2 separate regions of the Homo sapiens genome follow, and region 1 is linked to region 2. The links are chromatin contacts, found by Hi-C or POLR2A ChIA-PET in ENCODE. All regions are on one chromosome and are shown on one strand. Each heading gives the region's core, a stretch centred on a gene start or an enhancer-like site at or near the end of the contact. The rest is flanking DNA. Distances are from core to core; before and after follow the strand shown.

The links. A loop is a pair of places that touch in the nucleus more often than their neighbours do. ChIA-PET counts read pairs that join two places held with the same protein, here RNA polymerase II (POLR2A). Pooled maps may share reads with other maps.
Region 1: a loop to region 2 is called in a map of endothelial cell of umbilical vein, with 4 times the contacts of the local background. The contact joins two enhancer-like sites. A Hi-C loop is called at or near these places in 6 of 168 maps with a recorded cell type or tissue (B cell, OCI-LY7, dorsolateral prefrontal cortex and 3 more) and 4 of 50 pooled maps. POLR2A ChIA-PET finds 5 or more read pairs at or near these places in 4 of 52 experiments (CD4-positive, alpha-beta T cell, CD4-positive, alpha-beta memory T cell, T-cell and 1 more).

What each region holds. Positions count from the first base shown.
Region 1 is chr10:13,863,905-13,870,998 of GRCh38, forward strand. All of the region lies in intron 2 of FRMD4A (FERM domain containing 4A), which reads right to left. It also overlaps the pseudogene NUTF2P5. Among named protein-coding and RNA genes, the nearest start is that of FRMD4A-AS2, 120 kb to the right of the region's middle. RefSeq lists an enhancer at 6,894-7,094. Within about 2 kb of position 2,412, at least 13 of the 41 ENCODE cell types and tissues checked have a DNase peak (open chromatin) inside an H3K27ac peak, as active enhancers do; they include endothelial cell of umbilical vein and heart left ventricle, where a contact is called at or near this core.
Region 2 is chr10:13,785,880-13,793,190 of GRCh38, forward strand. All of the region lies in intron 5 of FRMD4A (FERM domain containing 4A), which reads right to left. Among named protein-coding and RNA genes, the nearest start is that of FRMD4A-AS2, 200 kb to the right of the region's middle. RefSeq lists enhancers at 1,565-1,614, 2,430-3,020. Within about 2 kb of position 2,957, at least 25 of the 41 ENCODE cell types and tissues checked have a DNase peak (open chromatin) inside an H3K27ac peak, as active enhancers do; they include endothelial cell of umbilical vein and heart left ventricle, where a contact is called at or near this core.

The sequences.
Region 1 (7,094 bases), core at 1,162-3,661, 77 kb after region 2:
TCAGAACATTCTGCTGCCCACACCACACAGGGACACGGAAAGTAATAGAATTTAACGTTTGGCAAAGTCTTTTCTCTCTCTCTCTTTCTTTCTCTCTCTCTCTCTTTGTGAGATGGAGTCTCATTTTGTTGCCCAGGCTGGAGTGCAGTGGCATGATCTCGGCTCACTGCAACCTCCACCTCCCGGGTTCAAGCGATTCTCCTGCCTCAGCCTCCCGAGTAGCTGGGATTACAGGTGCCTGCCAACACGCTCCTGTAATTTTTGTATTTTTAGTAGAGACGGGGTTTCACCACGTTGGCCAGGCTGGTCTCGAACTCCTGGCCTCACGTGATCTTCCCGCCTTGGCCTCCCAAAGTGCTAGGATTATAGGCATGAGCCACCACACCCCGCCATAGCAAAGCCATTTCTTAAAGACAGTGCAAACATCTTGAGTCAAAAAAAAAAAAAAAAGAAAAAAAGAAAAGAAAACCAAATATGTCTTACTGAGAATAGTTGCTCTTTGAATTCAAAAAAAAGTCAACCCTATTTGCATGTATTGCTTCCTATCACCCTTTTCTCAACATACCACCTTTCTTTCCTCTGTGTCTTTTTGGTTTAGCCACTTGTTGATGTCCTCTGTCTCCCTTTTCTTTCTTGCCCTTTGCAAAATAATTTCTTCTTCCTTCTTTCTTTCTTTTTTTTTTTTTTTTGAGCCAGTGTCTCCCTCTGTCACTCAGGCTGGAGTGAAGTGGCACGATCATGGCTCACTGCAACTTCTGCCTCCTGAGTTCATGCGATTCTCCTGCCTCAGCCTCCCGAGTAGCTGGGATTATAGGCACCCGCCACCATGCCAGGCTAATTTTTTGCATTTTTGGTAGAGATGGGGTTTCACCATGTTGGCCAGGCTGGTCTCGAACTCCTGACCTCAGGTGATCCACCCGCCTTGGCCTCCCAAAATGATGCAATTACAGGTGTGAGCCACCGCACCTGGCCTGCAAAATAATTTCTATGCCATGGTATATGCCTGTGCAGGAGGAGCTGAGAAGAAAGAATCCTAGTTCCACTGTTTAGAATGTTTTTGTTTCATTTGGGTTTTTATTTATTTTTTTGAGAAAGGGTCTTGCTCTGTTGTCCAGGCTGGTGTGCAATGGTGTGATCTTGGCTCACTGCAGCCTCAACCTCCTGGGCTCAATTGATCCTCCTGCCTTGGCCTCCCAGACAAGCACTGGAATTACAGGAGTGATCCAACATGACCAGCTTACCTCATCTTTTTAAGCCTTGTTCCTTGTCTGTACAAGAGGGATAAAATAGCGTCTACCTCTTAGGAATCCTGCAATGATTAAATTAAGTAATGTTTGGAAATTTCTTAGTGCTGTACCTGGTACGAAGTATATACTCATCATAACGTTAGCTGTTAATTATTATCAGTTGTATGGTTTTGGAAATAATATGTGTTGAACCCATAGTCCTTGTAGGACAGGAGGTAGATACTATCAGGCTTACTTTATTTTATTTATTTTATTTGTTTTATTTTATTTTATTTTATTTTATTTTATTTTATTTTATTTTATTTTATTTATTTTTATAGACAGGGTTTTGCTCTGTCTCCTAGGCTGGAGTGCGTTGGTGCTATCATAGCTCACTGCAGCTTCAACCTCCCAGGCTCAAGCGATCCTCCCACCTCAGCCTCCTGAGTATCTGGGACTACAGGCACACACCACCATGCCCAGCTAACTGTGTTTATTTTTTGTAGAGACACGTCTCACTATGTAAATTCTTGGACTCCAGTGACCCTCCCCACCTTAGCCTCCCAAAGTGCTGGGATTACAAGCATGAGCCACCGTGCCTGGCCTAGAGCATTTTTATAGAAATGTAATGCAGTTGTGCAAATTGATCCTGAACCCAGAAAAAAACATGTGTTTTTTAAAACAAAAAGTAAAAAAATAGTCAATTGACACCTGTATTCTCTTAGTTTCCTGAGGCTAATTTACACTGAAACTATTTCAGGGAAGACACTGTGGGGCGGGGCTGAGGGAAGGTACGGTGAGGGAGGAGAGCTGTTTAGTGAGATGTTCACAGGCCTGCCAAAACATTTTTTTAGTCTAGTTACCAATTGCCTACTCGTTGACATCCCCGTGAAAAGCAAGCCACCACGTTGTTTCTGATATTCATTTTTGAGACAATAAATTTACAAGACATTAAAATCAGCAATATTAATGACTCACTAGAATTGCACAAAACAAACAACCTTCCAAGATATGCTTCAGTTAGGAAAATTACCAATACTCCCCAAACCACCTGAAATGCTATCCTTTAAAACTTAGTCATCAGACAGAAAATTTAGATTTCAAAAGCCAAGGCCCTACCAGTGACTTACCGCTGACAGCACGTCTTCCCCGAGCACAGTCCCTTAAACCACAGGACACCCTGAGGATGTCGGATGCGGGACAGCAGCCCCTCATGATCTGACCTCTGACCCAGGCTGTTGTGTGGCTCAGAAGGAAATTCCAAGGCCATGACTACAACTTCCCGGCACAAGTCATTGTTGGTGCTCCCGGGTACTGGGTCACCTCAAGAGACACATCCTTCTCTCCACTTCAGTTTCCTTCACAGAAAAGTGAAGACTCAAAGTCCAATCTAGGTACCCAAACATTGCAAGACCACAAAATCTCAATCATCATAAAGCACATCACAGCCAGGAGGAGATGAATGAATGTCACGCAGTTACAGCAACCTCAAGAAATTTACGGGAAATACACACATGGAAAGAAAGGACTTCAGGCAATTTAAAATCTGTTAAAACATTAATCCCTGCCCTGTAATCCCAGCGCTTTGGGAGGCCGAGGTGGGCAGATCACTTGAGGTCAAGATCAGCTTGGCCAACATGGTGAAACCTCTTCTCTACTAAAAATACAAAAATTAGCTAGGTATGTTGGCACCTGTAATCCCAACTACTGGGGAGGATGAGGCAGGAGAATCACTTGAACCTGGGAGGCGGAGGTTGCAGTGAGCTGAGATCCAGCCATTGCACTCCAGCCTGGGCAACAGAGTGAAACTCTGTCTCAAAAAACAAACAATCAAAAAAATTAGATACATACAGATAGTGTAATGGTTACTACAGTGGAGTCAGTTAATATGTCTATCATCTCACATGGTTACTTTTTTTGTGGGACTAGAGCAGCTAAAATCTATTTATGTAACAAAAAACCCTAACACAATACAATTTTAACTTTAGTCCTCATGTTGTACATTACATCTCTAGACTTGTTCATCCTCCTTATCTACTGTGGTTCTGTATGTATCTACACATCTATGGGTATCCAATAGCGTTATGATGTAAACTTCAAATATACACAATCATATTTTTTGTTTGTTTTTTTGTTTTATGTTTTTGAAACAGGGTCTCACTCCGTGGTCCCAGCTGGAGTTCAGTGGCATGATCACAGCTCACTGCAACCTCTGCCTTCCTGGGGCTCAAGAGATTCTCCCACCTCAGCCTCCCAAGTAGCTGGGATTACAGACGCAAATCTCCACACAGGGTTAATTTTTGTATTTTTTGTAGATATGGGGACTCGCCATGTTGTCCAGGCTGCTCTTGAACTCCTGGGCTCAAGTGATCTTCCCACCACAGCCTCCCAAAGTTCTGGGATTACAGATGTGAGCCACCACTTTCAGCCCATATAGATATATATGTAATATATATAAAATAATATATATTATATATTATTATAATGTATATGATATAATTATGATATATAATACATAATAAATATATAATATATAATATAATATATAATAAATATATATAATATAATATATAATAAATAACATATAATATAATATATAATAAATAACATATAATATAATATATAATATATAATATAATATGATATATAATAAATATATAATATAATATATAATAAATAATACATAATATAATATATAATATATAATAAATAATACATAATATAATATATAATGTAATATATAATAAATAATATATAATATACAATAAATAATATATATAATATAATATATAATAAATAATATATATATAATAAATACTATATATGTTTATTAATTCACCTATCTGGGCATGGTGGCTCACCCCTGTAATCCCAGCTACCTAGGAGGCTAAGGCAGAAGGATTGCTTGAGCCCAGGAGTTCGAGACCAGCCTGGGCAACATAGTGAGACCCCATCTCAAAAATAAAATTCATCAATTCCCTGTCCACACTTCACTTATACCAGGGAAATAACACTTATTACAAAAGTGGGCAAGTGGGATCTACCCAAAACCTTTAAAGGCCAAAGGTTGATTGTAATTTTTTAATAAAATTTTTAATACAAATTTTTATTTTATAAAAATTTTATATAACCATTTTTATTATCATTGTAATATGATTTTTATGATAACTTTTCCCTCTGGTTTATCTCAAGCTTACTTTTGTTCGGTTCTCAAGTGATACCATATTGAAGTAAGATGACGATGGAAGGAAAGGAGACACAGGCATGAGACACCAGAAGCCTCATTCAGAGAGGATGACCTTGTTCCTATTTTGCTCTATGACCTCTGGCAAACGATTCCACCTGTCTTTATTGTGACTCTCCTGGATTTAAAAAAACATACGCAGGTGTGGCCAGGCACGGCGGCTCACTACTGTAATGCCAGCACTTTGGGAAGCAGAGGCAGGAGGATCATTTGAGCTCAGGAGTTTGAGACCTGCCTGGGCAACATGGCAAAACCCAAAAACAACAATATGAAAATTAGCAGGGCATGGCGGTGTGTGCCTATAGTCCCAGCTACTCGGGAGGCTGAGGTGGGAGGATTGCCTGAGCCCAAGAGGCAGAAGTTGCAGTGAACTGAGATCAGGCCACTGCACTCCCGCCTGGGCAACCGAGTGAGATCCTGTCTCAAAAAACAAAAAACAAAACACATGCAGGTGTGTCCTTCAGGTTCTTGGTGGCTGGATACAGCTGCAGCTTATACACCAGATGGAAGTTATTAAGTGAGTGGCTCTATTAGAAACAAATTAACATGACAATATTGATGTAATAGAAAATGGAAATAGCAATGCATTCTTCAAAGCTCAACCCTCTGCGGGTTTGCACTTCAAGTCATAACCCGGGCTGGCGTTTTACTTGCGGATCTTTGGAAAGCTCATCCTAGGGACGCTGCTGCTGCTGCTCATGCAGCAAAAGGAAATTCGGTTTTCTCTGATCATGCAAAAGAGAAGTCCGGGTGTGGGGACCCAGCGGTCTATGTGATTCAAGCCACAAGTCCTCCAGGCCGAGCAATGAACCATCTCCACATGAATGCTACAGGGCAGCGTGTCAGAAAACATTAATAATCAGTCTCTGGGCCTAAAGTGTAGACGATGAGGCGTGGACCCAGGCAGGTAAGAGGCTGGTACAACAGGAAGCTCTCCTGAGGGCGTTATGGCATCTCGCTGAAGAGGAACTCCTACCCACAGCTCAGTTGTGTGATGTGGGGAGGTGGGTGCACTTTCCACCTTCCAACCAAACAAGCTACTGGCGTGAATGATGGACAGGTGCGACAGATGTGGAAGGCCAAGATTCCGCTGGGGCGGGTCCACAATCACCCTCCTCACGCCTGGCAGCCAACGCTCTGACTACAATGACAAGGGCAGATGGACGCTGAAAGACGCAATGGCATGGGCCCCAGAATTAGGTCCTGCACCATGGACACCATACTGGGGAGCACAGGGCAGAAGCCGCTCACAGGTGGCGGGCAGGTGTACAAAGAACTCCAGGCTCCTGGGGGGCAGCAGCGCTTTCTGGGTGACATCCAACTAGCTGGACCCCTAAAATTTGGAGGAACCTGTTTCCTCCTAGGTTCTGCCACTGTTAGAGTGTTTTCTGAAAACGGGATTTTCTTTACCTCCATTTCGAGTACATTATCAGGATTTTAACCCACTATTCTACCGGAAATACACACAATTAGGAAGATTTATTCACAAGCCCTCATTTACAACACAACTGCAGGTTTTACTTTTCATCCAAGCCTGGAAACACGGATATCTTTGGTTCTGCAACTGGAGCAACCGGAGTCTCTGAAGAGCTACAGAGCCTTAATCCTACTGAGCACTGGATTGTATTATTATTATTAATCATTATTATTAGGAGAGGGGCTGGGGAAGGGAATAGAGCCTAATCCTTACAAAGGAAAGGGAGCTGGGAATCTGGATCAGAGAGGGAGTGCTGTGCAGTCTGAACAGAGGCAGAGGCTAATGGGAACAGAGATGGGTGGCAGAGAGCAGCCCTTGGGCAGATCTGGACAGAGGCCTGAAGGCCCCAGAGGCCAGTCCTGCTGTGGGTGCAGAGTGAGATTCTTCCTTCTTTACATATTGCTGCTAGCATCTGTGAAAGACGACTGTCTGAACATGGATAACAGGCTCTCTGACATCGGCCTCACCTCACCAGATCCCTTTTTTTCAAATACTCTCCTTCCCATCGCTCCTCTCAGTTTCAAGAGTGGGCCACCTGGGACTTTTAGAGTCTGTTCCTCCAAGGACCATCCTCTCCCTTGCCGTGGGGCCTGGCCCATGCTGTTACCTTTGCTTGGAGGCACATTTTTCACTCAAAGTCCAAAGCCCATCGCTGTGGTCTCCTCTACGCCATGCATTCAGCCCGGTGCTGGGGACACAGGTGACCCAAGGAGCCGTGGTCCTGTTTCTTGCTGATTACTGGCTTGAGAGAAAGATGCCACACACCTTCTCCTCCTGAGAGGCAGGTCCACAGCACTATCTGGCAGCTACCCTGGGCTGTCACGCTCCGTCCTCCCCTCCCCTCCCCTCCTGCTAGGACACCTAACATCAAGACCGTGCTGGGTTGCCGCCACTGCCATCATGCCAGCTCCTGGGTCTCAGTGAGGCTGAGGACACTCCAGAACGGGAGGCAAGCCCATGTGGGAGATGACTGGACCCATCTTCATTCAACGTTCAGTTATTGAGTTCTATAACAATAGAACTCAACTCAGCACAATTTACATTGACATATCACGCCTTAGGCGGGAAGGAGAGCAGCTCGAGGGGAAAGCTGCCATTGTGAAGAAGCCATCCAGCCTTCTGTTCCACAAAATCCAGCATAGCATCA
Region 2 (7,311 bases), core at 1,707-4,206:
TCTGTCCTTGTGACAGTTTGCTCAGAATGATGGTTTCCAGCTTCATCCATGTCCCTACAAAGCACATGAACTCATCCTTTTTTGTGGCCGCATAGTATTCCATGGTGTATATGTGCCACATTTTCTTAATCCAGTCTACCACTGATGGACATTTGGGTTGGTTCCAAGTCTTTGCTGTTGTGAATAGTGCCACAATAAACATACGTGTGCATGTGTCTTTATAGCAGCATGATTTATAATCCTTCAGGTATATACCCAGTAATGGGATGGCTGGGTCAAATGGTATTTCTAATTCTAGATCCTTGAGGAATCGCCACACTGTCTTCCACAATGGTTGAACTAGTTTACAGTCCCACCAACAGTGTAAAAGTGTTCCTATTTCTCCACATCCTCTCCGGCACCTGTTGTTTCCTGACTTTTTAATGATTTGATTTTCAAAAAATAAATCTATATCGTAGCTCATGCCTGTAATCCCAGCACTTTGGGAGGCCAAGATGTGTGGATCAACTGAGGTCAGGAGTTCGAGACCAGCCTGGCCAACATGGTGAAAGCCTGTCTCTACTAAAAATACAAAAAATTAGCCAGGCGTGGTGGCGGACACCCGTAATCCCAGCTACTTGGGAGGCTGAGGCAGGAGAATCGCTTGAACCTGGGAGGCGGAGGTTGCAGTCAGCTGAGATCATGCCATTGCACTCCAGCCTGGGCAACAAAAGCGAAACTCCGTCTCAAAAATAAATAAATAAATCTACATCCTTTGCAAAGGGCCTCTGGCAAAGGGTAGGCAGAATAATAAAAGAAACTAAAGGAAGGAAAAGAAGGAAAAGCGAGGAAAGGGAGAGAAAGGGGAGGCAAGGAAGAGAGAAAGCAATCCTAACACCAGAATATTAACAGAAGCCTCCTGAAGTTGACGGTGGCCTTTGTGCTCTAATGATGATTTTGAGTCTAAATTCATATAAGGTCTGAAATAACTTAATTTTCAAAGTAATGCCATATGTTTCTTAAAAGAATCTCATTTGCTTTAGTTCTTAAAAAGTAAAGAGTAAAGACATCCTGCCTCTTCCACCCCAATTTTCTCCTGAATAGTATATTAAGAAAATATAACGCTTCCCTTTTCGTTTCCACTCTCATATGATGGAAAACTGAATTGAGGTGGCAAATTCTACATCTCTGTGACTGCCTTCATTTCCACCAAGCTCTCTGTTGTCTAGCCATAAAAGGGGCAGAGAAGGTACAGGAAATAACACGCATATTCTGAGATGAAGAGAAAAAAAATCACCTCCTCTCGACGGAAGTGGAAAGCAGTTTCCTGTTAACTTTTATCACCAAGACGACAGCCTGGAAAACCCCGTGAGCTCCGGGCCTGTCATATCATTGTTCTGTTAGGGGAGGGTATGGAGCTCATCCTGAGCTTTCCCTCCCTGCCAGGGAACGGCTGAGTCAAAAACGCCTGCAGAGAAACAGAGCTCAGACCTCTCCACCCGCACGCCCAGAGAGGCATGGTGCACACCGGTGGCACCAGGGACAAGAGCCTCCTGGGAAGATGGGGAGGGCTGAGGGTTTGGATTCAAAGTCAAAATTTTTTTTTCTTTTTTTTCTTTTTGAGATGGGGTCTTGCTCTGTCACTCAGGCTGGAGTGCAGTGTGCAACCACAGTTCACTGCAGCCTCGACCTCCTGGGATCAAGTGACCTGTCTGTCTAAGCCTCCCAGATAGCTGGGACTACAGATATAAGCCACCATGCTGACTAATTTTTTATTTTCTGTCGAGATGGGGTCTCACTATGTTGCCCAGGCTGGTCTTGAACTCCTGAGCTCAAGTAATTATCCTACCCTGACCTCCCAAAGTACTCAGGTTACAGGCCAGCCTCTTCTTCTTTTTTTTTTTTAATCCAGTTTTTGGCTGGGCATAGTTTTTGGCCGGGCATAGTTTTTGGCCGGGCATGCCTGTAATCCCAGCACTTTGGGAGGCCGAGGCAGGCAGATCTGTCTCAAAAAAAAAGAAAAAAAAAAAAAGTGGCTTCTTTTTCTGATTTTCAGGAGAGCCTCAGCAGTAGGTGGCAATGTTGCATTTCCTTAACTACCAGCATGGAGCAGGGAGTGCTTCCAGGGTTCACAAAGAACATTCCAGGTCTCTGGGTAACCAGGGAAATAAATGAAGGCTATGTCTCGGATTCAGAGGGTCTGCATGGACAGTTCCGAGTCTGGCTGTGTATTGACCATGGCTTTATGATGCTTGGATGTCTGTGACCTTGCTGGGCCTGGAGGGACTGCTGGTGCCAGGGTTAGCCAATTTCCAGACCCCAAGACTTCCACATGTCACCATGGATCCAGGGTCCACCCCTCCCACCACCTCTCGGCTCTCACACCCAGGGCCACTATTTCCCTGCCCTCACCACCCTAGGGACACGTACCAGACAACTAGGGGGCAGCCCCCATGCTGCAGAGCCCGCTGAAATTATTTAAACTAGCCAATCCCAAGCCTGCTCTCCCAGCCTTGCCCGTTCCTCCCCAAAGAAACCACAAAAAATGCTCTTGCCCAATTGTTTCCCGGCTCCCCAATGCCTCCCACATGGCCCTGCGTGGCATGGTGTGGCCCCTTCTCCCAGGAACTGAGTGACAATCTTTTCAATGTCTGTCCTCTCCTCATCTGCTGGCCTCACCACAGCTGAATCATAATCAGACCTACATTTTAAACGGGTTTTGGGGGCACACTTAGCAGGACTGAATCTTAGGGCATCTATTTGAGTCTAAAGGAACACTCTAGATGGAGCGCAGACCTTGCTAAGAGGTTTCCTGACTCCACAAGCAACAGCCCACCCAAACTAGCTCAGATGATCCCGACCCGAGAATATTTTATCAGAGAGTCTGAAGGAGAACGAAATAGGTGCTCTGTGTTTATGTGTTTGAGCTTATTAAATATTAAACAGCCTCTAAAGCCTCGGGGAGTCCCGTCCCCTTCTTTGACAAGTGAAAGCCTCTGGTTGCAATAGACTGAACACTGCCTAGTCAGATGGCAAGGGCCCAGCCAGATGACATCAGCCAGGTCTCCTCCTCCATTCTCCCTGCTCTCCCTTTCCCTTCCCCATCCAGCCCTGGGCACTTGGGAATCACTGAATATTTACAGCAAGTGTTAATTAAATGGACCAGTGATTTCATTTTGTAATGAACACAAATGTCACATTTAAAATGCCTACTCTTGGTGGCAAATAAGAGCCATGATAATGAAAGCAATAAGCTGTGAGTTTCTGCAGCCAAGCCTCTGATGCTTAGAATCTCAATGCCTCTAAAATCTTAACTGGGACACCTAGCTGAAATATAGCAAGTTCTGGTTAGCAGGAACCTCATTTTAGATCCATGCCATCATTGTTATTGCGAGTGACAGGAAGTAGCAGCTGCTGTCTCCATCAGCCAGGGAAGATACCAAGAATCCGGCCTGTGGACTTGGCTGTAAAATCCTTCCTCCCCGATCGGACTTCTCCTCTCTTATTTTTTTGCTGCTTGCTTCAGTTTATTGTCTGTGAAACTCAAATTCTGAAGAGGCAAATCTAATCTCTGTTTATTTTCTTACAAGGAGTTGAGATGATCAGAACTACAGGACACTTGGTAGAAGAAAATGTAATTAAAGAATAATCCAGACATGTAGGCTTCATTCTGAGCACAAAGTTGTGCCTATGAAAAGACCACACACACACACACACACACACACACACACATGACGCAGACTTCCTTGGGTTGTGTATATTTTCCTTATATTTTTTTCTTGACCTATTTCTAAAGCTTGCCTGGTGAACAATATCAGAGAGACATTGTTCCCAAGCCTTATAGCACTAAACAATGGTTTGCAGTTCAAGGTGCTCTTGGTCATATATTGACCGCTGCTGGCTGCTTATAATGTGTGTGTGTGTGTGTGTGTGTGTGTGTGTGTGTTGTGTGGTGAGGGGAGTGGGAAGAGGTGAGGCTGGACAGTTAAGCAGAAGTCACATCATGCAAGTCACGCTAAAGATGTCCTTTTCTGAGGATAATGGGAAGCTGGAAAAAAATTATGAGCAAGGATCAGATGAGAATTCTAGAAAGATGCTCAGTGTCTTCATATAGGGGAGTTTGGAAGGGGTCAAGGCCAGACGCAGAGATGAACAAGGAGATCTTGAGTCCAGGAGAGGTTTATGGAAGCCCTAATTACTATTAGGCTGTGTATGGAGAGTAAGAGATGGATAGGGAGCTGTTTAAGATGCAGGAATAACAGCGAGTAGTGACTGAGGGAACAGGAGGAGGCAAGCGGGAGGGAGCGGTGAGGTCAAGGTTGACTCCCAAGTCTCTGGTTTTGGGGGCTGCAGGGGTGATGGTGCCCATCACAAAGACAAGGAGGTGACAACGAAAGGGGAGCACATTTGGATGCAGAAAGACGACGACATCATTAGATTCCAGCTGCATCTGTGAGGAAATGCCAGTCAGTGGAGATGGCCTGGAGCTCGGGAGAGAGGTCAGGACTGGGGCAGAGGACGGAGAGTCTCCAGCAAAGAGACTGCAGTGGCAGCTGTGGATGGGGGTGAAATCACACCAGGGGAAGGTGCAGGGAGAGAAGACAAGCAAGACACGACCTCGTGGACACCAGGGCTCAAGGGACAGCAGAGCAGAGCAGGGAACCTGCCCCGAGCCAGGGACAGAGGGGACAAAGAGGAGGTGGCCCAGGAGAGTGTAGTGCCACAGAGCCGGGGGAACTGAAAGGGAGCATGTTCGAATGAGCCCAGAGCCACAGAAGCCACATGGGAGCAGGGCAGAAGCACGCCTGTGGAGCTAGGGGCGAGAGACCTCCAGTGACCAGGGGGTACGATGGCACCAGAAGCTGGACGACCACAGAATGAGGAACGAGAGGCCTGTGGGGAGGGGGTGACAGCAAGTGCAGACCCATCTCTCGGCGGTTGCTGTGAGCAGAGCAGAAGGGGTAGCAGAGGGCACTGGCTGGAGGAGGCTGTGCATCACAGAGGACGTTTTCTTCAGTTAGATTGGGACGTGGTCACAAAGGGGAGGAATCCATGGAGGAGAAGATAGAGAAAAAGAGAGGAAAGGCTCGAGGGAGAAGCTCTGTGAGGTGACAGAAGGGACTGGGATTGAGGTACACGTGGATCAGTGCGTGCTGGATGATGGGCTAAGGGTCTTCCTCTGAGACGCTCATGCATTTGCGTGTGTGCAGTGAGTGGACTGAGAAGCCACAAAAACACAATTAAAGATACAATTAAGTTTGTGGATAAAGAAGTAGGACTAGGAGCTCCCTGGTGCTGGCTTTTATTTTCTCTGCAGAAACATAAGCAGCAACATCTTCTTAGAGCAAAAGCCTTGAGTATCTGGGACCTGAAGCAAGAGGTAAAACCACAGTGGGGAACAGAGACCCTGAGCAGGCACCCCTGGCAGAACTGGCTAGAGATATGATGATCTGTGTGGGGTTCATCACAATAACCATGAACCAACCTGAAGTTGCATGAACATTTTCCTGAACACACTCAGAAGCTCGGGGGTAGAAATAAAAGGTGTGTGTGTGTGTGTGGCAGGACCAGTCCAACCCTGCGGGTGGGTGTGTGTGTGAGAGAAAGGGAGAGAGAGAGAAAGTGTGAGCAGCAAAGGGAGGTGTGGTCCAGGGTCAGGAAGTAGTTGGAAGGGTGCACAATGGATTTGCACTGAATTGGCCAAAAAATAGGACAGGCAGGGCTGATAGGATCTCAGAAGCTGGAGGAAATGGACGCGAAATTGCCTGAGAACAGGGTTTATCAGTTTTGTTCGCTGCTCTGTCCTTGGCTCCTAGAGCAGTGCTTATGCCAAGGGACATCTGTGAGCCCATAAATGAAGGCATGGATGATGATGCAGAAACAGCCCAGGAGGAGCAGTGAGCAGGCTGCTGCATGCTACAGCTGGGATGATGGTGGATTTGGGCTTGTAAGTCTCGGGAGTGACACAGCTCAGGGTGATGACCAGGTGCAAGTGGACCCTGAAGTTTTCTTTCTAGGAGACAGAAAAGCACAGTTCAAAGAATACCTTCCGGCGGGTCTCCACAGTGTCAGATAATGCAGAAAATGGCAAGACCTTCTCAAGTGAGACCAACAGCAGATGTCTGAGGTCCTGAAAATTCTTGCTTTACCATTTGAGATGGCTCTTCCTCCTCCAGTGTGGTATTTCCAAGATATCCAGTGTATCCCTTCAGAGTGGCAGCCTGCCAAGACCTGTGACTGTGATTGTCCCTGTGCAGGGGCACTCTGCCAGGGGAGCTCTGGGTTGGGTAGTGCTGGAACCAGGCTGGCAGGCCTGGCGGTGGCTCTGTCACTCATGGTGGTGTGCACTTGTCCTGAACACCATCTTTGCAGGAGGATGCTGGTTCTGCAAACATGGCCAAGCGTGGGTCACAAAGAGGGCTGGGGTCGCCGCATTTGACTTCGCTGCTCCTGGCCCTGCCTATACAGGGAACAGTGGAGACCTCTGGCCACAGGTCTTGGCAGGCTGCCACACTGAAGGGATACACAGGATCTCTTGGAAATGCCACATTGGAGGAGGATGTTACTTTTCCCCTGTGGAGACAGACAGCATGCAGTAGGGGAGGACAGACACAAGGATTGGAGTCAGACCTGACCGAACAGATGAGACCTCATCTCGCCTTCGTAACTTATTAGCCATGCTGGGGAAGAATTTATGGACCATCCTGGGCCCCCATCTCCTTCTTTTTAATTCGGAATAATCAGACCTGCTTCCAGGGTTGCTGCAAAGATTAACAATCAGCCTTAGCAATGGACAGGTGCTGAATAATGGATAGTTCCCGCCTCTCCAGTCTTTATCCTTTTTGGGTAATTATTAAGACCCTGAAGCCACCTGGGATCATTCCTGGTGATTTGCTGGTTGAAAAACTGGATGGACCAGGCCCCTCTTAGGCTGAATGATGGGTCAATGAAGGCAGGATCTGAGTCCTCCCTTCCACTGTCCCCAAAACCTCCTGCAGCCTGATACTTGCCTCAGGGCCTCTGCAGAGGAAATGCTTATAGAGGAGATGCTATCTGGCTTCGTGGATGGAGAGGGGTTCTGAGTTCCAATTCATGTTATTTAATATATTTGGGTCTTATATTTTCCTAATCTGTTGAATGGAGGTGATGATTCTGCCTGGTGTTTTGCATATGTATTATATCAGAAGAATATATAAATCCCAAATAATAGCCCAACCTGGGTTACTCAGCCATGCAGTGTTAGTACCTCCATTCTCTGACTTTCTAAAATGTACCTTCAGGTAGTTAGTTATCTTTTCCATGACCCTCTGTTTCTTTTTTTTTTTTTTTGTG